Regions from separate parts of the Homo sapiens genome. Here regions 2, 3, 4 and 5 are each linked to region 1. Evidence: chromatin contacts called from ENCODE Hi-C or POLR2A ChIA-PET data. All regions are on one chromosome and are shown on one strand. Each heading gives the region's core, a stretch centred on a gene start or an enhancer-like site at or near the end of the contact. The rest is flanking DNA. Distances are from core to core; before and after follow the strand shown.

The links. A loop is a pair of places that touch in the nucleus more often than their neighbours do. ChIA-PET counts read pairs that join two places held with the same protein, here RNA polymerase II (POLR2A). Pooled maps may share reads with other maps.
Region 2: a loop to region 1 is called in a map of B cell, with 17 times the contacts of the local background. The contact joins the promoter of SAMD4A here to the promoter of MAPK1IP1L in region 1. A Hi-C loop is called at or near these places in 5 of 168 maps with a recorded cell type or tissue (B cell, CD8-positive, alpha-beta T cell, chondrocyte and 2 more), 3 of 37 single-sample maps with no recorded cell type and 21 of 50 pooled maps. POLR2A ChIA-PET finds 5 or more read pairs at or near these places in 9 of 52 experiments (CD4-positive, alpha-beta T cell, CD4-positive, alpha-beta memory T cell, GM12878 and 6 more).
Region 3: a loop to region 1 is called in a pooled map, with 2.1 times the contacts of the local background. The contact joins the enhancer-like site here to the promoter of MAPK1IP1L in region 1. A Hi-C loop is called at or near these places in 1 of 50 pooled maps. POLR2A ChIA-PET finds 5 or more read pairs at or near these places in 2 of 52 experiments (PC-3 and WTC11).
Region 4: a loop to region 1 is called in a pooled map, with 4 times the contacts of the local background. The contact joins the enhancer-like site here to the promoter of MAPK1IP1L in region 1. A Hi-C loop is called at or near these places in 2 of 50 pooled maps. POLR2A ChIA-PET finds 5 or more read pairs at or near these places in 3 of 52 experiments (PC-3, WTC11 and activated CD4-positive, alpha-beta T cell).
Region 5: a loop to region 1 is called in a map with no recorded cell type, with 16 times the contacts of the local background. The contact joins the enhancer-like site here to the promoter of MAPK1IP1L in region 1. A Hi-C loop is called at or near these places in 1 of 37 single-sample maps with no recorded cell type and 7 of 50 pooled maps. POLR2A ChIA-PET finds 5 or more read pairs at or near these places in 4 of 52 experiments (AG04450, OCI-LY7, PC-3 and 1 more).

Annotation. Positions count from the first base shown.
Region 1 is chr14:55,049,427-55,054,064 of GRCh38, reverse strand. MAPK1IP1L (mitogen-activated protein kinase 1 interacting protein 1 like) reads right to left here and starts at 2,418. Exons shown (of 4, transcript NM_144578.4): 1 at 2,262-2,418. It overlaps SOCS4 (suppressor of cytokine signaling 4), which reads right to left. Exons shown (of 3, transcript NM_199421.2): 3 at 4,576-4,638. RefSeq lists silencers at 1,848-2,007, 2,358-2,597 and enhancers at 2,628-2,827, 2,367-3,056.
Region 2 is chr14:54,564,283-54,568,920 of GRCh38, reverse strand. It overlaps SAMD4A (sterile alpha motif domain containing 4A), which reads right to left and starts at 1,793. Exons shown (of 13, transcript NM_015589.6): 1 at 1,583-1,793; 2 at 809-1,425. The coding sequence starts at 1,004. RefSeq lists silencers at 762-821, 1,062-1,121, 1,962-2,151, 2,272-2,321, 2,882-3,011 and 2 more.
Region 3 is chr14:54,650,077-54,654,714 of GRCh38, reverse strand. All of the region lies in intron 2 of SAMD4A (sterile alpha motif domain containing 4A), which reads right to left. LOC112268133 (a long non-coding RNA gene) reads right to left here. Exons shown (of 2, transcript XR_002957606.2): 2 at 1-4,638. Among named protein-coding and RNA genes, the nearest start is that of SAMD4A-AS1, 36 kb to the left of the region's middle. RefSeq lists enhancers at 1,019-1,755, 3,335-3,941, 3,942-4,549. Within about 2 kb of position 2,359, at least 31 of the 41 ENCODE cell types and tissues checked have a DNase peak (open chromatin) inside an H3K27ac peak, as active enhancers do; they include PC-3, where a contact is called at or near this core.
Region 4 is chr14:54,728,392-54,733,029 of GRCh38, reverse strand. The region is part of intron 3 of SAMD4A (sterile alpha motif domain containing 4A); the gene reads right to left. Among named protein-coding and RNA genes, the nearest start is that of SAMD4A-AS1, 43 kb to the right of the region's middle. RefSeq lists enhancers at 2,279-2,358, 2,459-2,578 and a silencer at 2,365-2,659. Within about 2 kb of position 2,754, at least 11 of the 41 ENCODE cell types and tissues checked have a DNase peak (open chromatin) inside an H3K27ac peak, as active enhancers do; they include PC-3, where a contact is called at or near this core.
Region 5 is chr14:55,325,515-55,330,152 of GRCh38, reverse strand. All of the region lies in intron 1 of FBXO34 (F-box protein 34), which reads right to left. Among named protein-coding and RNA genes, the nearest start is that of FBXO34-AS1, 56 kb to the right of the region's middle. RefSeq lists enhancers at 1,461-1,962, 2,772-2,911. Within about 2 kb of position 2,777, at least 3 of the 41 ENCODE cell types and tissues checked have a DNase peak (open chromatin) inside an H3K27ac peak, as active enhancers do.

The DNA of each region.
Region 1 (4,638 bases), core at 1,169-3,668:
TCAAAAATCTGAATCTTTTTGAGTGCCACCATGCCGCTCAAAGGAAATGCTCATTAGAGCATTCTGGATTTTGGATGCTCAACTGGTGTAATGTAAAAAAAATCCAAAATCTGAAACACTTCTGGTCCCAAGCATTTGGGATAAAGGATATGCAACCTGCAATATTTCTTGGCATTTAGTTATATACTTATTGGAACATATATGCCAAACAATGTGTTGGCCTTTAGAGAAATTATAGTATTACATGGAGATTCCTGAGATGTGCTGTCTTTTGCAGTCCATAAGGACCATAAGGAAAGAGCCGGGAGTAGAGGGCGGTGAAATGGGCCCTAGGGAAAGAAGAGCAGTTAGTGTAAAAACTGGGAGAATCTCTGGGGAGGTATAAGCAGTTCAGATGGGTTAGAATATAGCGAGAAAGGGAAGGGTTGTATTAAAGTCTTAGCAGAGTGACCTTAGACGAGGGTTTGAATTATTTCACTAAAAGTCGGCTCATCTGAATGAACCCGAACTATAAAGAACAGGCCATACTATTTGTAAAAAGCACGCAGTTTAAAAAACAAAACAAATAAAAACCAGGCCAGTAATGTTGCGAGGAACTAAATGGGACTCTGTCCAATCAAGTGCCTAAAAAAATAGTGCTTGGGTGGAAAACAAATACCAAATTCTCTTTTCTTTGTATGTGGACATCTAGCTTATAGGTAAAAAAGTAAACGTTAAAGTATGATTATCTAGCTATAACTGCAGCTCTTCACTGGTTGGTTCGGCCAGAGTTGACAAGTCCAACTCTCCAAACTTGAGGCAAAGGAAGATCGGAATCGTACCCACATCATAGATTTGCTGTAAAACTTTTAATAAACAAATCTCTTAGTCGCTGCCTGGAATATAGCAAAACCTCAACAAATATTAGCTTTTATGATGCCTACTTTTAGGTCCATAAATCTTTATCTGCCCTAGTTTGGCACAAAACTTACATGGTGGCAAAATGTGACCTGAAGCTATTTATAGTTTCTATTCGCCCCCACTTAGAATGAATGTTCACATCTATTGCTGCAAATATTAATGTTGGATTATGGGGTGCCCCACTCTGCTGGGGGTGTTATCTCTCGTCTAACATGACTTTCTAAAAAGATGAAGATAAAATCCAAGTATTTTTGAATTCAAAACACACTAGCTTCAAAAGTTTCAGTTAAGAGACTGGGGATGGATTTTACCCATTCCGCCTGGAGTGAGGAAAAGAACATTCCAATATTTGCAATTCACTCCAAGTTTCTGAAGCAAACTCGCTTTGCATTGTGGGCTCAGAGATGCCAGCATGAAAAATTTCTATTCTTCCCCCAAAGAACACCAGTGAACAAAGAACTTATGAAATGTTTCTGAAGGCTACCTTTGCCTGTAATGAGGGTTCCTTTTCGAAACAGACCTTTACAACCCCCAGGTGTGTATTTCTCTAGTAGTAAAACTAAAAAAAATTCTTGCGGTCGAGTGAGCCTGGCTTCATGCTTTAACACTGGAATCTTTACCTATTAAAAGCTGTACTCTTGCTTTTCAAGGTAAAGAGGAAAACGGTCCAGCTATGCATACGCTATCGCAGGTATGTGCTCCTCAGTCCTAAAAAAGGAGATCACTGAATTCTGCCCTTCTCGTGGTTTGCCCTGGGTATTCATCTAATGTATCCGTGAGCAATTCCTCTAGTAAGTCATAACCAGAACGTTGTCACACTGCGGATTAACAAGCGCCCGAGACTCTTGTAAGAATCTTTTCAGGCCTTTCCCTTTTTATTAAAAATTAATGAATGAGTGTAATAGGGTGGGGGTAGAGGGGAAATCGGGGCCAAGGGGCGCGAGGCCGGCAGCCGTTTAGGGACGCACGAACAAAGGGAGTCCGGGATCAACCGGAGCGAACCGGCCTCCTAGCGGGTCGCGCCCGCCGGGAAGGGGTGGGGGAGGGGCCGGCCCGCGCCCGCCCCGCCCCGCAGCCAGACCTGACGTCAGGCGCCCAGAAACCCGTCGGGCGCGACGTCAGCGGCCTCCGACACCTTCTCCCTGGGGGGCGATCCCCAGGCAGCCCGCAGCGTGGAGGAAGGCGACCGATAGAAACGCTTAGTCCTGGTGCCAGGCAGGCGACCACGGCCCGAGCACTGGACGTGACTCGATGCACCTCGGTCACCGCGCCCGCTTCCCGCTTGGCCGCGCCCGCGGGCTCCGCAACCCCAGCTCCCCGATTCCCCTTCACGACTCCCACTAGTACCGAAGCAGCCTCACCCGGCAATATCCGAGACCGCAGTAGGGTCTAGAAGCGGCGATGGGTCCGAGGGACTGGGCCCTGAAGACGCGGGCGCAGCCTGACTGACGGCAGCTAGAGCAGCGGCGGCAACAGCACCAGCAGCGCGCGGCTCCTCCTGGCGCCGGAACAGGAAGCGCCGAGCGCACCGCCTCCGCCCGTTCTCCCCCTCCCCTCAGGCCGCGCCGCGTGCGCCTCCCGCAGGCCCCTGGCGGTACTGCGGCCCGCCAGGCCTAGGGGGATGGGCTCCACCTGGCGCCGGCTCCGGGCCGCTTTCCCCTGGTGGGCGGGCTAAAAGCTCCCAGAGTTTCCGGAGTTCCGAGGACTCGGAGGAAACGCCAGTGGCTGCCGATGTTCACGGCTTCCCGGCGGAAATTGCTAACTTGTCTTGAGTTGCTTGAGGGCTGATTCTGGATTCCTTTTGCTCAGCGGTTTTTACAGCTAGGCCTCGAAGGAGGCTGGGTATGGACGCGGTCTGATTTCGGCCTGACCCGAGGACTCAGATCCTCGGGCCAAAAGTGGGGAGAGGGAAAATATTAATACAGGAAAGGGAAGACGTTTGCAAATAGCTTGACAAATTGATATTTGCTTTCTTTGTAGATTTTTCCTCATCAATGCCTCTTCTCCCATGTTCTTTTTTGTTGTTTTTGAGACAGGGCCTCTGTCACACACGCTGGAGTGCAGTGGCGCGATCTCGGCTCACTGCAACCTCTGCCTGCTGGTCTCAAGCAATCCTCCCATCTTAGCCTCCGAGTAGCTGAGACTGCAGGCATGTGCCACCACATCCGGCTTATTTTTGTGTTTTTGATAGAGATGGGGTCTCACCCTGCTAGCCTCAAGCGATCTGCCCGCTTCGGCCTCCCAAAGAGCTGGTATTACAGGTGTGAGCCACCGTGCCCAGCCGCCATCTTCATTTCTGAATAAACATTACCTCCTGTGTCAGGCACAGATGACATGACCCCAGTCAAGGAACCTACTAACTAGCAATAAAGATGTCGTGATAATTATATGGTGTGCAAAATATATACATATATGCAATATACTTTTTTTTTTTTTTTGAGACGGAGTCTTGCTCTGTCGCCAGGCTGGAGTGCAGTGGCGCGGTGCGATCTCGGCTCACTGCAACCTCCGCCTCCCGGGTTCAAGCGATTCTCCTGCCTCAGCCTCCCAAGTAGCCGGAACTACAGGCGCGCGCTACCTTGCCCAGCTAATTTTTGTATTTAGAGACGAGGTTTCACCACGTTGGCCAGGATGGTCTCGATCTCTTGATCTTGTGATCCGCCCTCCTCGGCAAAGTGCTGGGATTACAGGCGTGAGCCACTGTGCCCGGCCAATATACATTTTTTAAGATATAAAAATATCCTAAAAGTATGTGGTACACTTGCATCTTGCTTTGTGTAAGGCATTAGTGAGTGAGTGGGTGGCCATTTAACCATGAACTTGTTTAAAGGAAGACATCCCTGGATGTTTTCCACAGCACACACAATTCTCACACTGAAAAAGGGGCAACAGAGGAACTTCAAATACCTAAGCCGAGAGTCTTATTTTTGGGTAAGGGCACACAGGCCTATGGAAAATTACACGACTGGTGTGGACCTAGCCTGTTCTCACTGGTGACAGTGAATCAGCAGTGCCTTGAGCCATGCTGAAACCTGAAGCAACAAGAAATCAGTAATCTGGTCAGGTTTGATTTGAAATTTGGTATCTTGCTCATCATAGGCTTTTTTGCATCAATTCAGATATTACAATATTGTACCAAAACATTGTCTTCCTTAGTCGTATAGTCAAATATTTGTCCCTAAGTGCCTCACCATACCCTAGTCCTGGCGCTGTGTACCAGTAATGGATAGCCTCCAACTTTTCCTTGCCTGCAATCAGCCAGTAGCTGAGCACGTTGGAGGGGTCTAGATCTAGGCCATTCCTGTCCCTGTGGGCTTCTCTACAGGCAACCTTTGCTTGGGAACCAAGTCCTCATCTAGCAGTCTCAAGATGCACTGAAGTCCGAAGCTCCCCTACCCAATCCTTCCTTCTAGGTGTCAGACTTTCTGTGTGGTATGAAGAATTCCCCACCTTCTGCTCCCTTCTCTATCTTTCTAGGTGTTTCACTCCAAATAAATCTCTTGCACCTCTAATCACATTTTGGCACCTGCTTCTGGAAGTCCCAAACACAAAAAAACTAAAAGGAGTGTATTATAAATTAGAAAATATGTAAGAATATGGGTTTCTCTATCTTTTTCAGATTCTAAGTTGAATGTGTGAAGTAAAGACTATGTTTTTAAAATAAAACACAAAGCCTTTGGATTTTACATAGGAAGTTTTAATTAAGTAGAAATGAAAATTTATCCAGATCAATTTATT
Region 2 (4,638 bases), core at 544-3,043, 480 kb after region 1:
GTTGAGGTGTCTGTAAATACTAGCAGGGTAATATGAAACGATTCTGTTCTATTCAGTAAAGTTTCCTAACGAAAAGCATTAAGTAACCCACTTCATGCCTGTCCTTTCTCCAAGACCCTTTTTTTCTACAAGATCCGTATCAATATGGATAATGTCACGAGCAGTAAGCTTAACCGCATTATATATATATATATATATATATATATATATATATATATATATATATATATGCTGCAAATGTCATTTTACTAGTCTCTAGCGTCACCTGCATATTATTCTGAAGACGAAGCTCTAAAACCAGAATATCTGTGGGGAAAAATGAATAATAAAATTGGATTTTCATGTACTCCTCACACAGCCTTATCCAAGCTTGGCTTCTGAAGGGCAGTCCCGGGCATCTATCATGTGTTGCTGAAATCCAGCGAGCCACGTTGCCCAAAAGAAGGAGGAGGAAGGAAAAAACACACACACCCAGAAAATCCAGACTCTACGTGACCTGACTTACTTATTTCCCAGGAAACTGCATGAGAGAAAAATCAATCATTCATGCTACCGTAGCTACCACACGGAAAGGGCTGACGGAGTTCACAGTGGGCAAAATCCCAAAGCGGCCGGCGGAGGTAAGTAGGTGGGGGGCGGTAGTGGGGGGACACCCGGAGGGGGTGGATTCCGAGGGCCTCGGGGCCACGCCGTCCAGGTCCCGGCGCGGCTGGCAGGGACTGGCCTCGGCCTGGCCCGAGGCAGAGAAGCGGAGGGAGGAGCGGGGGTTGGGCAGGCGGGACGGCGGCGGCGGCCGCCGCACACTTACCGGGGCTGTTGGCCTCGCGTTCGAGGACGTGCAGCTCGGCGCAGTCGGCCAGCGAGTGCTCCAGGCAGAGCTGGAGGAAGCGGGCCTGGGTCTGGCTCACGCGCTTGAGCAGCGACAGCAGCGCAACAGTCTGCTCGCACTCGTTCCAGCCCTTAAACCAGCCCGCCAGCACCCCGACCTGGTCGCGAAACATCATGGTTAGGGGGCCGCCCTCGGTCTACAGAGCCCCCTGGGCGCCCCAGCCCGCCCCGCCCGCCCCAAAGTTTGGCGGAGCCGCAGCCCCGCGGCCGGAGACGCGTTCCTGTTCCAAGGTGGCTCTGGTGCCCGGACGCTGCAGGTACTGCCTGGGCTCCTGCCTCTCTTGTCTGGTTTCAGTTACGTTCCGGTGGTTCTGGCTGATTTCCCCAGAGACGATGACAGACAGTAGCACGGAAATGTTTCTTTAAAAAAAAAAACGACTTTTTAAAAATCCCCCACAAGGCACACAACTGAATGAAGAATGCTTTCTCCCCCCTTCTTGCAGCTTTGGGATGGTGATTTCCGGCGTCCTGGGGTCTCCTCCCCGCTGGGCGGCAACTCGGACCCTTCACGCCCGCATTCCCGAGCGGCGATCACCACTGGAAGGAGAGAAAGAGCTGCAGTGAGACCTCGGCTAGCGGAGGAGCGCGCCCTGGGGGGACGAGGGCATCAGAGGGTGCTGGGGCCAGGGGAGGGGGCGTCCCGCGGAAGGTTGGGTTCGCCGAAATCCAGCCGCCCCCTCCGCCCCCTCCGCACCCGATGTGGGAGATGGGCTATTCCCCACCGGGTAACAGCGAGAAGCCTGCTTCCCAGGTGCGGGAGGAGACCCCGCGGCTTCCTGTTGCTGCCGCTGCCAACGGCTGGTGCTCCCCTCACGGCCCGCCTGGGGTGGCCTCGGGCGCCGTGCTTAAGAACGCCAGCACCAGCAACAGATCTTCCCCGCGCAGAAAACTTGCAATGCGGCTGCGAAGGGGCGCGGGGGTGGGGGTGGGAGCTAATGCAAAGCAGAGGCGGAGGCAGCGGCAGCCCGAGTTCCTTCCTCCTCCTCTTACTCCTCCTCCTCCTCCCAGAGAAGCAGCCGAGCGGCTGCAGCTCCATCTACAGCAACAGCCAGCATCTCCACCGCCAGGCGCCCCTCTGGATTTAGGCCGTGAGCAGCCGCGGCAGCAGCTCGAGACAAAAATAAACTCTCTCCACCCAAAGCTCCGCGCCCAGCGGGCGGCGGCGCAACCCAGAGCCCCGGCTCCCCCGCGCCGCGCCGCACCAGCCCACCCGGGAGGTCTCCCTGGGCCTGCTCCGGCCGGAGCGGTCACTGTGCGCGCGCGTGTGCGTGTGTGTGTGCGCGCGTGTGTGGCAGGCATCCTGCCGCCGCCGCCTACGGGCTGGTCTGTCCGGCCCGGAGCCTCGCCCGCGCGTCGCAGGCCGAGGGCGGCACAGCGCTGGGCACACGCCCCGCGAGGGGACGGCCGGGGTCCGCAGCGCTGCTCCCTTCGGCCAGCGGGGCGGCCCCGCGGGGAATGCGGATCGGCGCCGCAGGCACACGCCCCCCAACGACAGCAAAGAAAGTTCGGCTGCGGGGGTTCCCCCAGTCCCATCCCGGTTCTCGTGGCCGCCGCCGGCGGGGAGGAGAACCCAGCGACTCAGCCTTCAAGGAGCCGCTAGCTTCCAACAACACGCTGCTTCCGGCTCCCAGAACTTCTCGGGCGGAGGGGGAAGCCCCCGGGGAGGGGACCCCCAGTGACCCGCGGGTCCCCCGCCGAGGGCCGTAGGGAGGGAGCGCTCACCTCGGCGCGGCTCATCCCGGCGGCTCGGGGGCCCTTGCGCGGGTCCGGGGCCGCGGCGGCTCTCAGCGGGGTTGGGGGCGCCCGGAGCGCCGGCCGCGGGCCATGCCGTCGGGGCGGGCGGCGCGGGGAGAGTGCGGTGCTTCGAGTCGGGGCCGCTGCAGCCGCCGCTGCTGCTGCCTCCAGTGTCGGCTCGCGGAGGACTGAGCCGCCCGAGCCGGAGCTCCCCACATGCTACTGATTAACATACACCATTACATCATGGGCTTGGCAGGGAGCGCCCGAGCGGGGGGAGAGGAACCCGGGCGGCGGCGACGGCACGCGGGGGGAGCCGGGGGGAGGAACCCCGGACCCGGCGCAGGGCGGGGGGACGGATTCCTAAGTGGGGACCAGAAAAAGGGGAGGGGAGCGGAGTGGGAGGAGCTGGTGGCGCAGAGGGGTCGGGTAGAAGGAACCTCCGAGAGGAACGAAGAAGTTCGGGGAAGAGGACGGGTCCGGGTGAATTTCTTCCTGCGGCCGCCTGCGTGTTCTGGAGGGGTCGGGACACTCAAGCCACTGGAGCCCCGGCAGAAAGGGACCCGAGGGCGCTCGGGCGGGGGCGGTGCTGCCACCCGCTGCTTGTCCTTGGGAATGTGGTTCGTCCGCTCGGCTGACCCTCGGCCCTTCTGGGGCCCCGGGGTGGCCGAGGTGTTTGGCCCCCGGGCGGTGAGACCCGAGGTCACTGCCGCACTTGCTGGGATGGGTTCCGGGGGTCGTGGAGGCGAAGGGTTCACGAGGCTGAGGGGCAGTGCGCAGGGTTGGACCTGCCCAGGCGCTAGGTTCCGTGCCGCCCTAGTCCAAGGGCCTGGCCCGGGTCGGGTGCCGGATGCCCTTTGCTCTGGCGCAGGCTCCTAGAGGCCGGCCCGGCGCCTGGCTGAGTCCCACTCTTCCCCGGGGAGGTGGCCGAACTCCTGAGACCGGTCGGGGGAGCTGTGCCTGGCGCGCGGGCTGCGGCTTCTGGCCTGGAGCGGAGGCGAGCGCCGCCCTGGGCGACAAAGAGGCGGGGCGAGGCCACCTGTCAGCGCTTAGGCGTCGCCAGGCCTCGCAACCTTCACCTGGATCTGGAGAGTGCGCAGGGCCGCGGCCACACCGGGGCTTCAGGTCCTTGCCGCGCGAGAGGCGAGGAGGGCGCAGCGCAGAGGCTGAGTGGCGCAGGGTGGGCTGCGAAAGTGCCTCTGCTAGTCTTGAAAGTAAAGGTTTGGTTAAAAATACCCTAAACCCTAAAAACCTCTGTACCTCCTGATATGGGTTGAATATTCGCAAGAAGGACTGGATGACTAAATCTGGGCTATCTCCGTGATTTCAGAGGAAACACTGCTCCCTCCAGCAACTTGAGGCTTTGTTTATACGGGAGTAATTCTGAGAAGGCAGTGAAACGCGTGTTTCAGACCCAGCCTTTCCTACTCCTGCTAATCCACTGTTTTGAAGAGAAAGTATCTGAGATATTATTCCACTAATTAACACTTTTGTTTTCCAACTCCGGCATATGTCCCTGGAATTTAAATGCTTTCTTCCCTTCCTCCTCAAATTTAGTTTCTGCAGCGTATAGTTCGTTTCAGACACGTGATAGCACCTAACCATCTGTTAGGGTTTTTGAAAGGTCTTGTCGAGGTCGAGCTGCAAAAATGTGGATTTTTTAAAAGTTAATTATTAACCAGACAGGTGAGGTATCCGCTTAATTTAATGAATATTTTGCCCTATTTAGAAAACAGGAAACCTGAAGTCAGTGTTTTATTTTTGTTTTGTTTTGTTACTGTAGAGGCAGAAAGGCTTGATAGATTTTCTCCAAGAGATTACTATGAATTAGCTAATTCTTAGTAATAACTTATATCAGGAAATAGGGAGGATTAGAGAGTATGGTCTACTTCGGTATATACCTTGCTATAAATTGTAGGCAAAGCAGATGTCGTTCTAGGGCTTTTGGAAGCTCCCAAGAGTGAATTTTTTTTAAAAGAAAGTGAAAAAACCAGAAATTTCATTAACATGTATTTT
Region 3 (4,638 bases), core at 1,110-3,609, 400 kb after region 1:
ACAAGTTTTTCCTGAAGCTACGTGTGTACAGAATAGAGGACTAGCCTTCATTCTGAGATTTTATTCTTCCTACTTCTGATTCTGAAGTGCCTGTTCTTTCATGAAAGGACTGTAACATTACATGACAATCTCAACATTGCTGTTTTTAATATCCTTACTTCTCAAGATCAAAGCTAAACACTATGTTAAACCTCCTCAATTAAAAACAATTTTTTTTAAATGGTTAGATCACAAAATCCTAGTGTGGGGTCACCGGCCCAGGGGGTTGCTATCCTAGGTTTTTCCTGACCTCAACCAGGGAGGGAGTTTCGCAAACAAAAAGACAATCCTAGCAGCCTGAATGTACCCTGTGCTGCTGCTGTCTTTCTTGCTAAGCTCCCATCTGACCTCCCGTGACTCCCTCAGTCCCCAGTGGCTACTACCAGTAGGAATTCCCTGTCCTTCCTGGCCAAGCTGACATGCTGGGCAGAGTTCAGGACACAGCTTTAAATGTGGTTTCCTGATTAAAAGGGAGACTCCAGTTAGACAGGAAAGAGCTCAAGCTTGGGTATTATATGTCATAGTCATCTACCGGTTCTGAGGAATGAATACGTCAACTGAAACGACTTGGAGCAAAACATAATTCCTGAGAAAATCCCTGAGAACCCAGCCGGAGACTCCTACCATTGTACTCCATCGTTTGTGTCTTCTTTTGGCAATAAAGTGACACACTGAAGACTCAGTTGCTCTAAAATACTTTCATACCGAATGGTATTTGCAAGGGCAAATGGTGGTTGGAAGAAATGAACACCAGGAAGCACCAGATGCAACATCTGTAAGATTCCCCGGCTAAGACAGAGGGCAGTAAGAGGAGAACCACATAGTGGGAAGGGGAAGATGGGGTGGCTGACTTGGTCCTGCCACTCCATTGCCTCAGAATCTTAGGGGAAGTCATTCTCAGGTCTTCTGCTTCCTCGCCTACAAAATAAAATGGCTGGTCATGCAAAAATCCTAAAATTCTGATCCAATTATTGCCTCAAGAGAAGCACAGCCTATTTTCATGTGTCAAGAAGGACAGTGAAAAACAATATTGAGAGGCTAGGCACGGTGGCTCATGTGTGTAGTCCCAGCACTTTGGGAGGTCAAGGTGGGTGGATCACTTGAGGTCAGGAGTTCAAGACCAGCCTGGCCAACATCGTGAAATCCTGTCTCTACTAAAAATACAAAAATTATCTGGGCGTCAGGGCGCACACCTGTAATCCCAGCTACTCAGGAGGCTGAGGCAGAAGAATTGCTTGAACCCGGGAGATGGAGGTTGCAGTGAGCAGAGATCATCACGCCACTGCACTCCACCCTGGGTGACAGGGCGAGACTCTGCCTCAAATAATAATAATAATAATAATAATAATAATAATAATAATAATAATAATAATATTAAGAGGAAGTCTTGAGGGCAAAGTTGAAAGTTCCTCAGGGGCCTCAAGGCCCTGCCTAGACATGAGTGAAAAACAGCTGAGCCCTGGAAACACCTCCGGGGTGTTCTTTGCAGGGTGAGCTTCCAACCAGAGTGCAGAAATACATGGCTGACAGCAAGGAAGAGAAGGTAAGAGGGAAAGAAGGAAACAGGAGAGAAAGAAATGTAGAAAAAGCAAAGGCCAGAAATAAGTGGGATCTTACAAGCAGCAGGGAGCACCCGAGAGGGCATGAATGAAGACAGGGCTACGTGAGGTTCATAGTGGACGGCTGGAGAGGCGGGGAGGAAAGAGAAGGCTCACAGAGGGAACTAGCAGACGAACAGAGAAAGAGCAAAAATGGAAGAAGAGAATCAGGATTCTCATTTCGAATAGAAATAGGATTACTTAACTCTCCCAATATCCATTCACCAAAACAGTTACCAAATGCGAGGTCTCGTGGCATCTTGCCAGCTGTGTCTCCATGAAGAGTCCGAGATTAAGTAGAGAAAACCCACACTCTTAAAGGGAACAATATAGTACCATTTTCTGCTGTGTGAACACAGATGCAGCCCATCTGTACGCAGATACGAAAGGAAAAAACTGCACAAAGGGTCTGTAACCTTTAAAAAAAAAAAGATTCTGGGTGAGGCTATCCAGAAATAGAACATTTTGATTACAAAATAAAAACTAGGTCAATAAGATAATGGACGTGATTTAAATGAAAATCACAGTATTTGTAATGGGCTAAAAATGGTATCAATGTTACTGCAGAGAAGGAATATAATTAAATGTATTTTTAAACAGCAGCTCCCCGCCCCAGTCCTACAAGTCCCAGGCCAGCCACCAGTATTCCTCCACCTCATCGGAGAGGAATGTGCTGGCATGCCGCAAGTTGGTCTGAAGAATGTGGAGTTTCCGTACTACTTCAGAAGATCCCAAATGACACTGGTTAGCTACATTCTTTCGCTTTTAGATCACTGTTATTCATTTATAAAGCAAAGGAATGGAAAGGCTAGGGATTTGACCATATAAATCTCTTTTGCCATTTTTACTATATGGCCAGGAAACACACAAATGCAGATATAACTGCCATGATTCCCAGGCTACTGAAACAAGATTTTGGGAGAATTCTAGATGGTTATGTGAGGTGGATGTAGATAGATCCTAAAAGGCTTAAGCATGGGCTAGGAATTAAGATAAAGGGCAGAAGTGCAAAGTTCTGGTGTGCTTTCTACAACTTGTGGTCTGATCTTCTGGAGAAACACTAACTCTTGAGTATAATTCATCTTCTAAACCCTCCCTTGGAAAAGAGGGGCAAAGAGGAGCAAGATAAATTAAACCTAAAGGATACGGTCCTGGATGGTTTACAATTACCAAAGTAGGTACAAGAAACTTGCCACAGCATTTCCTCAGATGTCTATATAAGAGTCATGGCCAAGGAGTCTATGATGAAACAACAATGGCCCTTCCAAATTTGGGATGCCTTCGGGGGCAAATGGAAATCAGTGAGACGTTATCTATGATGAATACATCACTACTTTGGCTCATATATATCATTCCTTTATTAAAGGAAATTGCATCGACATTTATACCCTGAAAATCTCAAATAAAATATGCACATGATTACATATAAATATTAATCATTCAAAAGAGGTTATTCTAAAAATCTCTTGTGGGTAGTGCATATTTACTAGTAAGTTCTTGAAATGAATTAACTCTTTAATATGTTTAAATTCCAACATATGACCCATTAGTTGCAAAGCACTCATTCATCCTTAGAAAGTATAAGTTTACCTCCCATGAAGCAAATCTGTTAAATGACAACAAAACTTGTCAAACAAAAGAGAAGAGACTTATTCACTGTATGAAATCACTAATGTCATGCTGAACTCCCTAAGTGCAATTAAGTGTGTTTGTGTAATATCATTAAGTTAGTGCCCACATCACCTCGTCTTTACTTGGTGCATTACAATAAAAGGTATTTCAATAAACAGCAAGTTGACAGACACCATAACCATGCGTTTCTTCTGAGACTTAAGGAGCACCAAAGCCCTGGAATTCTGAGTCGAGTAAAAGAAGTCACTACAATAGGTCTTGAGGAATTCTAAACCAAGAGAAAGACCAAAGAGCTCAGGATCATCTGAGCTCCTCCTGACACTTTCAGACCGTGCTTATTTACAGTTCCTCACTATCACCAGGGCATCTAAACCATGAAGTGAAAATAGTGAAGAAATGTGTGGCAAGGGTCACTGCAGACCAGGGAACCTCTGCGAATATCCAGAAAGTGAGGTGCTCAGTTTTCTGAAGAAAAGCATTCAGTTGATATATATTTTTAAAACTCTGACCTTTCACGACCTCAGTTTGGAGACCTCGGTAGGGATGAAAGAAAATAACTAAAAGGTCAAGCAAGTAAAGAACGCTGAAAGAATGCTCAGTGCAAGCATACAACGTGGGGCACGCCTCTGTTCCGTGAGTCTGGTGGGAAAAAATAGATTATTTATAGGGAAAGGGAAACAAGATGACAGAATAAGCTCTTGACAAAGAGGAGAAAAGCTTATGTTGGGAAAATCTGGGTGGGAGGGAAAGGCACTGGAGTCATTTGCACTATCACGGGATGGAACTGGTCTAGCAGTGACTTTGGCATATTTTGGCTTCTCAGCAGGGAAGAACCAGTTGGGGGCTGGGGAAACCAGTGTTTTCTGGAGAAAGAGAAACAGCTGCTTAAGCACGAGTGTCTGAAGGAAGTCCTGTTCCCTACTGCCAACCCACGAGGCATGACCACAGTCCAGTCGCAGGAGCTGCTATAACAAGATGACAAGGAGGCAAGACTGATTCACTACTGATTAATGCCTGTTGATCTTCAACAATGGGCCATTCCAACAAATGCAAGAAAGGAAAAATCACTAGCCAATAACATGGGGATCCTATCCTATAAACAGAAAGGAATCCCATGGAAAGAATTCTAATTTTATCTATTTAAGCAACTATTGGTTACTCATGCAGGTTCAGAAACAGAGGGGACTATGAGTCAATAAATGATGTAAAGGTTTATCAACAATATGTAAATCCTCTATCTCAAGTCTTTTATCAGAATTGCCAACAAGTTGTGAGTCTGATCAATTTAATTTCTTTTCATTCACTTTCTTTCTGTTGACTTTGGCAGGTAAGGATCAGTGAATTAGAGGAGGTAAGTGGAATTCAAGAA
Region 4 (4,638 bases), core at 1,505-4,004, 320 kb after region 1:
AAATATGACACCTGGCTCTGCATTCTGTTCATTTAAGTATTTTCTTTAAACCCTGGGATTCAGATTTCTTTCCCATTTCCTTTGACCAACTTTGACTCCATCTCGATTTTATTTATTGAAATAAGAGTCAGGAAAAGATGTTTCAGAATATTTAGTACTCTTTAAGGAAAATTAACTATAACTACCTTTTTTCTGCCTTCTAATATGAGAAATAAGGGGGTTTATGGATGGAAGAAAGTCTGGGATACTGGCCCAACTATCTCCTTGGTTCATTGTTAGGTTAAATACATACCTCACTGTCAAGGAGAAAAGTGATCCACATAAGCAAATAGTCCAGATAACTGAAGCTTGAGTCTTACACCAAAACTTTATCCCAACAAACTTTAACAAAGATTTGTCAAAGATACATTGCGTATTTCTCTGCTATCTTTAAATTTACACGCTGAATGCAGTTTATGCTTTAAAAATTATTTAAAGCATAATTTTTAATAATTTATAATAAATTAAATGATTTAAAAATTATTTAAAGCATGCTTTAAAAATGTTATGAACATATATTCCTAACATTTTAGAACTGGAAGCCTTCTGAAAGAATATAATTTAGTAATGCCTAATCTGGGAGCTGTGGGTCTCTGGGTAGTAGAAAGACCCCAAAATCCCTACGTACACCAAGCCTTGTTAGTGGATGAAATACTATGTCATGGATGACTTTTCTACATATAGAGAGGGTATTGGAATTAATACAACAAATTAATATAATGTAAATTAAACCTATGCTGAGTACATAGACCTTTCGTCTTTTTTAAAAAAATCAGCAGATTTGAAATACAATTGTGGTTTTAATGGGGACCCCGATTTTTAAATATTAGCTATTAACTTACACCGTTCATGTGTACTCTTGGTCTAGCACACTCATTTGACAGAGATGATTTGTTGCTTTATGCCGTCTTTGTTGAGTGAGCCTTCAATGGGCAGTCTGGGTAGCCTCAGGAACCTGTGTGCTGTATACCTTCAATTGTTCAACTATCTCCTCAAATTCAAGCCAACCATTATTTCTTTTTGCTGTCACTATGTGTTTTGAACTATTTCCAGGCTTAGCATTTTGTTTTAGAGTCTAGAAGCTGAAGCTGCTGAAACTGTCAGAAATTTGACTTCCTTTTGAATAAGGGCATTAAATATTCCTACACTCCTAATATCATTCTCTATACCAAACCAAATTCCCTGGGTTCTCAACCCAAGGTTGGGTTCTGTGCTCTCATCATGCCCTATGAGTCCAGCCACATAGAGATGATTTGCAACTTTAATCTTTTTTCCTTCTAAGCTAGTCTCTCTTCATTTTTAATTCAAGAAGCTGCCTTTCTCATAGAAAAACATACGCTTCATTAAATTTTCAAATTTCAAGATGCTCACATGATATAATTCAATCCAAATAGCTAGCACAACTAAACCTTATAAAAATAAGTCATAGCAATTTAGGGGTTTTAAAAGGTAGAATGAGGATGCCAAGTGTTTGCACATTATTTTAAAATATCTTACAATATTCTTCTTGAATTAAGAGGTCCTGGCCAATTCCCTGTGACTCAGGTGATGTATGCTGTGTGTCCACATACTTAGGACAAAGCAGGGCAGAATTTTACTTCTATGTTGCTAATTTTACTCATCTGTTACTTTAACAATATTTTCTAGGCTCATTCCCCAAAGAAATTCAGAAGTATCACTAGAACCTTTGCTGAAAACAAAAATTTGAGGCTTCACAGCATATAATTCTTAAGTTTTGCTGCAGGAGATAGTTTGATACTTATCAAGTCTAAAGAAGAAAAAGCTCAGCCCACTGCTAGCTACAAAAAGGTGATTGTTTCAAAGGAATTGGGAAGGGTTGGGTGTTTCTGTTCATTTTGTTAGGTTTCGGCCTGCTTCTCAGGGATATTCCAGTTTCTATCCCACAAATTTTTTCGATAACACCAGTTTCAGAGCATCTAAGAACCACTAAAGGCTTTCAATTTTCAAAGAATGTTCTGCTAACACCACTTGTATAAATAATTCCAGGCATTTGCTTTAAAAAAGTCAACATTTTAAGCAAGGCTCAGTGGTGAAATGATATTACACCCTGGATTCCTCTTCTTTAGTTGGTTTTGTGGTGTCACAACCAGTAATCTGAAGCCCTGTGGTGGGAATCTTTGGAGAAGAAAAGATTAATAGTACTTCAAGAATACATTTTGAAACATACAAAACCAGAGTATTTGATCAGTGACATCATGCAAACAAACAACAAAAAAAATAACACCAGATTTGTGTAAGTGGGGTAGAAGGGAGAGGAAGAGAGGGGAATATTAATCACTAAGGTTAAAAATAACATGCTCTGTCATCACTGCTTCAGGGAATAGATTAAAAGCCAATCTGAAAGGTTAAAAGCCTCAACTCTGCATGCTTGCTCTCTGCTTCTTGACCAAAGGCTTGAAAAACCAGTGCTTAGAACATCTGGACACCAGAAGACGATTCCCCTAAACAGACTTTGGACTCCACCTCATTCCGGGGGAAGAAGAGAGAACATGCTACAAAGCAAAGATGTGGTTGGTGGACGGGATGTTCCTGACAAGCCCAAGGAGGAAGCCACACACTTTCGGTGAAAAGAAAGTGTATACTTGCCTATGCAAATCAGACCAAAGGGAGACTCTAGAAGAAGAAAAAGCTGCAAAGAACATCACAACAGGGATGACAAATACACACAGCTAACTTCCTCTTTCCCCCATGACATCTCGTTTTTATTCAGCACTGAAATGAAAGCATTCTGATGCAGGGAAAAGCACATGGGGAGGCTTTCCTAGTACCGTGAGTCCTTGTCACTGGTGTCAGCTCTTACTACTCTACAGATGGCTCAGTTTTTGGGCAGAGCAAAGATGTATGTTTCTGCCTTCACATTATCACTTAAACATTTGAGCTTTTAAGAAATAAATTAGAATGCTTCTGGCAGACTTTTATTATTGCACTAATCTTTGGTATATTTCATCTGTCCTCTTTTGTCAGCCTCTATAATGGCAAAACTGGGTGTCATCCAGTAGAAAATCTATTTTAGATAACGGCTGTTTGACTTTACATTGTCATTATTTATGAAATACCTAGACAAGAAGCCAATATGTATATACTTTAAATAGAAATCAGTAAATTTCATCCACACTTAGCTTCAAATCAAGAAATCCTAAAAGGACACTACCTCAATCCTCTCATTCCATCCTATCAAAACCAATGACAACTTCCATCAACTATGAAAGCAATTTTCCACCTTTGAAGCAAATGTGTAGGCTAATTCAAGAAACGATGGGATCAACCTGGCTATTTTGAAGTCTCCTTCATACTGGGTTAACTTCTACTTTCCTGTACTGTTTCTTTTTGTATCTACCATTATACTAAACCCTTAAGTTTGTCCATGAATTTCTATCCACATAAAATGAAGATATTTCTAGAAATGAGTTTAGACAGAACTGTAGAATTTTATTATTTCACCAAGTAGGGAAAATAATGGAGTTAAGCAAGTGGCCAGGAGTGAATTTAAGCCGATATTTCTTTTTTAATGTTCCCACGTATCTGTAAAAATGCTCCAGTCACTGTGTGTAGAGAAGCGAGATAGTAGAGAAACTCAGGAAGCTAGATGACAAAAACTTGCCTCCTACCCTTTTCTTAAAAGATAACTCTCAAATTGTAAGTGCTGTTTCATCAGCTCACATGCCTATGCAGAAAGTGCTTCTGAGGTTTATGCAATACAGCATCCATCCCGCGCTTAACGGCACCACCTAGACTGCTACTGAGTGTGGGAACCAGCAAGACCATCCAAGTTTGGAACTTCAAATAGCCAGGATTTCATGACTGAGCCACCAAGACCCTCTCAGAGCATCAGTCCCAAGGAGATGGCCAGAGTCGCTGAACAAATCATCAGGGTGTCCTTTTACACCTTGTTGCTACCAGCACTTGTCAAGAAGAGCAGTGAGTCAATTGCTTGAATGGAGGTACCAAAGGATATTTTAAAACTGTGTCTACTAACTCCTGTCTTGAGCTGAACCGCAGGCCAGGTCTTCCTTCACTGCCACTGAAGCTTAAAGGCTCCCAGATAACATGGAACAGTGGCTCTCACTGATCAGGTAAGGACAGGCATCATCAGAGGATGCCTAAATCCTACGGCCAGCAGAGCCTTGCAGCCACATGCATGACTAGGATTTCTCTGAGTATGAAACCCTAAACTCTGCCTTGATCAAACAGTATTTTTTTCTTTTCTTTCTAGTTTCAGGAGAAGGGCTGTAAATAATTAGAAATGTATTATGTAGCCCTGACTAATTCTTAACTTAGCTCCTTGATAAAAGGAGGAGAACAGCAGATTCTCAGCATGGCAGTGAGGAGGGCAATTTACTGATTAGGGAATTGGTTCTTGTTTTCATTAAAGCATTCAATCTACATGTCAAATGCAACAATACACATAAATGACCATTCAAAAAAAAAACCAGAATTTGAGTTTACACTACTAATTAGATGATTTTTTTGTTGTTAATTAGGAGAAATTGGATGGTTTAGGCTCTCCTGGCTCCTTAATTATATTTGATTGAATCGCCATGTGATTCAGACAAGCTCTGGAGGCTCCACAACACCCCA
Region 5 (4,638 bases), core at 1,528-4,027, 280 kb before region 1:
AGCAATTAAGTGTAGTATTTCCCAAGTTTACAAAACTAAAACTAAATTTGGATGGAAGAGAAAAGTGACATCATGGCTATCTGATGCCACTGAACTCTAAATTCCTTGCACACTTACAGAAACGCACAAATCTAAAACTACAGATAAATGCCCTCCACAGGTCCTCATTTGGGAAGACAGAAAAGGAGGAAGAGGAACACCAGTAGTAGAGAAACAAAAAAACAGGCCAGTCAAGCAGTTTAAAAATATATATATATATTTTATCTTAATGTAAAAACGCTAGTCAAAAAGGTAAAGAAAACACCACTGAAAGCTGATAGTTTTCCTGGCACGGAATTAGGAAAAGAGGAATAGTAAGGCTTAAAGAGGCTAAGAGAAAATATTCAATATGCTAGTCAAATTTAATCAGAGAAATCAAATTACTGTGAAATTTTCTTTCTGGTCTTAAAAAAAAGGACTTCAAGCCAAAATGCTGTTTTTAAAAAATAGGTCCACAGATATTTTAATCCTATTCCACCATTTCTACCCAATTCCTGCAAATCTCAGAAACAAACTCAGATGACTCCTCAAAAATACTACTGAATAGAAAGTTAAACCTTTAGAAAAGGAGTGATTCAAGTGTCAAGAAACATAAAACCTGGTGAAACATCCTTTAAGATTACTGAATTGGTTTATTACACACTTTCTTCAGGTGAAACAATTGAATGCATTTTTAACTTTCTAAGTGTTCATATTCTAAGCCTGAACTAGTTTCCTTGACTGTTCTAAAGCTTTCTAGATGATTTACTGCAGTATGTTCCTTCTAAAGATGTCTGATCTCATCCATTACCAACTAATTCTCCCCAATTTTCTCAGTCATCTCAAAGTTAACTAGTACACATCTTAAGGAGAGGAGTCTACGACACATTCATTCCTGCAACAAACATTCTATAAAATTAAATTGAAACAATTTTAAGACTGGGACAATATATGAGAAAAGAACTCAGCTGCATGAATTTTAGAAATAAACCACGTTTTAAAGACATTTTTCACAAATCTCCCTCAGCCCTTTCCTGGGCCTTTAGGCTACTCCACTCTCTAGGAACTTCTCATTAAGTACAATCATTCTGCAACAGGATTGATTGATACACGGGGGGGACAATTTGAGTAAAATGGGAACTGTTTGCTAATGTACTATACTTTCTGTGAAGAATACTAGGTACACATACACAAAGGCATACAGCTGGACCCAGCCCCATGGGAATACAAAATGCACACATGCTTACATCTTAAACATCATTTTGAAAACACAGGCATCAAACACACACCCTATCATACTGTTTTCCTGGAAAATTTAAAATATCCTGTGAGTTCACTGCAATACCCCAGGGCACCTCAAACAGTTTAGGAATGAATACCCCGACTGGATCTCACAGCTCTAAACATTACCTACGTGTTTCTCCAAGTGGCTAACCCAAACCTCTCTCCAGGACTACAAGTTTGTATACAGTAGTTTATCCTTATCCATGGTTTTGGTTACCCAAGGTCAACCATGGTCCAAAAATAGTAAATGGAAAATTCCAGAAACAATTAAGTTATCAATTGCACCCCATTTGTAGAAGTGTGATGAAATCTCTGCTCCATCCCATGCAGGATGAGAATCATTCCTTTGTCCAGGGCATCCACGCTGTCTAGGCTTCCCAATGTGTTAGTCACTCAGTAGCTCAGTAGCTATCTCTAGGGATCAGCTCTATTGTTACGGTGCTTGTGTTAAGGTAACCCTTATTTTACTTAATAATGGCCCTAAAGCGCAAGAGTAGTGATGCTGGCCAATTCACATATGCCAAAGAGAAGCCTTATAGTGTTTCCTTCAAGTGAAAAGATCAAAGTTCTCGACTTTATAAACAAAAAACATCGGCCAGGTATGGTGGCTCATGCCTTAATCCCAGCACTTTGGAATGCTGGGGCAGGTGGATCACTTGAGGTCAGGAGTTCGAGACCAGCCTGGCCAACATGGCAAAACCCCATCTCTACTAAAAATACAAAAAAATTAGCCGATCATGGTGGGACACACCTGTAATCCCAGCTACTCTACTCGGGAGGCTGAGGCACGAGGCAGAACTTGGGAGGCGGAGGCAGGAGAACTGCTTGAACCCAGGAGGCGGAGGCTCCAGTGAGCTGAGACCACCACCACACTCCAGCCTGGGTGATGGAGTGGGAGTCTGTCTCCAAAAAAAAAAAAAAAAAAAAAAAAAAAAAAAAAAACCAACAACAACAAAGAAAATCATATGACGAGGTTGCTAAGATCTGTGGTAAGGATGAATCTTCTGTCCATAAAATTGCGAATGAAAAAAGATTTCGTGCACAATATATATAGGGTTTGGCACTACCCAAGGTTTCAGGAATCCACCGGAGGCCATGGAACGTATCCTCCAAGGATAAGAGGGGCTACTGTCTATTCGAAATCTCCACTTGGATGTCAAGCACCTTAAACTCAACATGTCCAAAGTAAAAATCCTGATTCCCTATGCACTTTCCAGTACTACTCTCCAAAATCTTTCCTATTTTAGTAAACAGCAACATTTTTTTCCCAATAGCTAATGCTATTGGAAAATGACTCCATTTTCCTCTCACAAACCACATATGCAAATCCTGTTGGCTCTATCTTCAAAATATATTCAGAATAAACTACAACTCACCACCTCCACTGCTACTACCCTGTTTTAAGTCACCACCATTTCTCACCTGCACTTTGCTTCTACTCTCAAACTCCGCAGGCAGAGTGATCTTATAAAAGGGGAAGTTCCATCATCTCATTTTCTGTACCACACCCTTCAATGGTTTCTAAGATGCCCCCTCTCTTTCTCATGTTCTACTCAAATCTCTCCCTTTTGCTTACTCTGCTCCAATGAGACATCTTGCTGCTTCTGGAACACACAAAGCACAATCCCACCTCAGAGCCTTTACATGTTGTGGTTCCCTCTGCTCCTTCCCCAGATATTTACCCGTGTCACTCTTTTGCATCCTGCAGGCTTTTGCTCAATGTCATCTTAGAGAGGCACTCCCTGACTGTCCTCATATAGTACTATTCCCCACACTCCCTATTCCCCTTTTTCCTTGCTATACATTCTCTGCAGCACTTTTTTCCCCCTTTCTGACATGTGTCCATGGTACATCTCTCTCCACTAGATCATCTGTTCTGAGACAACAGACTTAGTTTTGTTCACTGCCATATTTAACAGGCCCAAAATAATAACGTTATACACACTCAAATACAGAATAAAAATTATACCAGCTGTTTTAGGAAGTAAAATTATACCAACTGTTTTGTCCTCATTAACATCAAAACATCCCTAAAGTTTGTATTATTGAGAGTTTTCTATCCTGCATTTGAAATTCTCTCCTTCTCCTAAAAATAAAATGTAATGCTCTTTTTGATCATCGTATCCATAAACAAGAGATCTGACTAATCCAAAACGAATTATACTTTGATTTTCCTGGACTCTTAAATTCTATTCATAAGCTAAGAAACTAGATTGCCCTCTATTACGAGCTACTGGGAAATTTATTTCTTACGCTCTCTAAAAATCATTTTTGGACAGCAAGTCTCACATCTTGATCTATGATTTTTTCCTCCTCACCAAACCTGCTCCTCCAGACTTTAGCTTCAAACACAACTGCTAAGGAAAATCTCTAAGATGTAGGCCCCAAACAACCTTGTCCCACAGCAAGACCTAAGAAAAGGCACTTCAAAATCTAACACAACATATTTAGACCAAAGATTACCTGCAGCCCTCACCTAGGCAACTCGGCCGAAGTCTAAAAAAGCACATTTTACTTCTGCCTCATTTAATTATCTAGTCCCCCAGATCTTCCCTACTAGTTGTCTTTAATGTGAATGGGGAGAAAGGGGAGGAGACAGAGGGAGGGAAATGGACCTTAATAGGAAGCTGTGTGATTATCTTCAGAAATAAAGACTGGATTTGTTTCAGAGCTTTGTAATATGACAGAACCTCAACTCGGGGGATTTTACTTCCTCTACAAACTATCTCAGCTGTGCTTTGTGTATGCTAAGGATGTTTAGAAACACCTTGAATAGGCCATGCTGTCAAGTGTACAAAAAAGGTATTTGGATTGTTTTAGATCCTGAAACCAATGGACCAGAATCCTGCCCCACTTCAAGAATGAGTTGGCTCCTTGTTACCACGGTAATAAGCGCCCCATGAATGGGGATAATTTGCCACTTTGCTGAAAATTCAAGCATTCTATAGTTTTGGTTTTTTAACTGAGAAACGAGGTGGGAGGAGCAGCAGAACCAATTATAGAGTACATTTAAACAACACGTAAAGGAGTGTGTTTCTTGATTCTGAATAACAAGATTTTAAATCGTTTAGTTTACAGCCAGGCATGGTGGCTCACGCCTGTAATCCCAGCACTCTGGGAGGCCGAGGTGGGCGGCTCACCTGAGGTCGGGAGTTCAAGACCAGCCTGACCAACATGGAGAAACCCCATCTCTACTAAAAATACAAAATTAGCCGGGCGTGGTGGCACATGCCTGTAATCCCAGTTACTCAGGAGGCTGAGGCAGAAGAATTGCTTGAACCCAGGAGGCGGAGGTTGCGATGAGCCGAGATCGCGCCATTGCACTCCAGCCTGGGC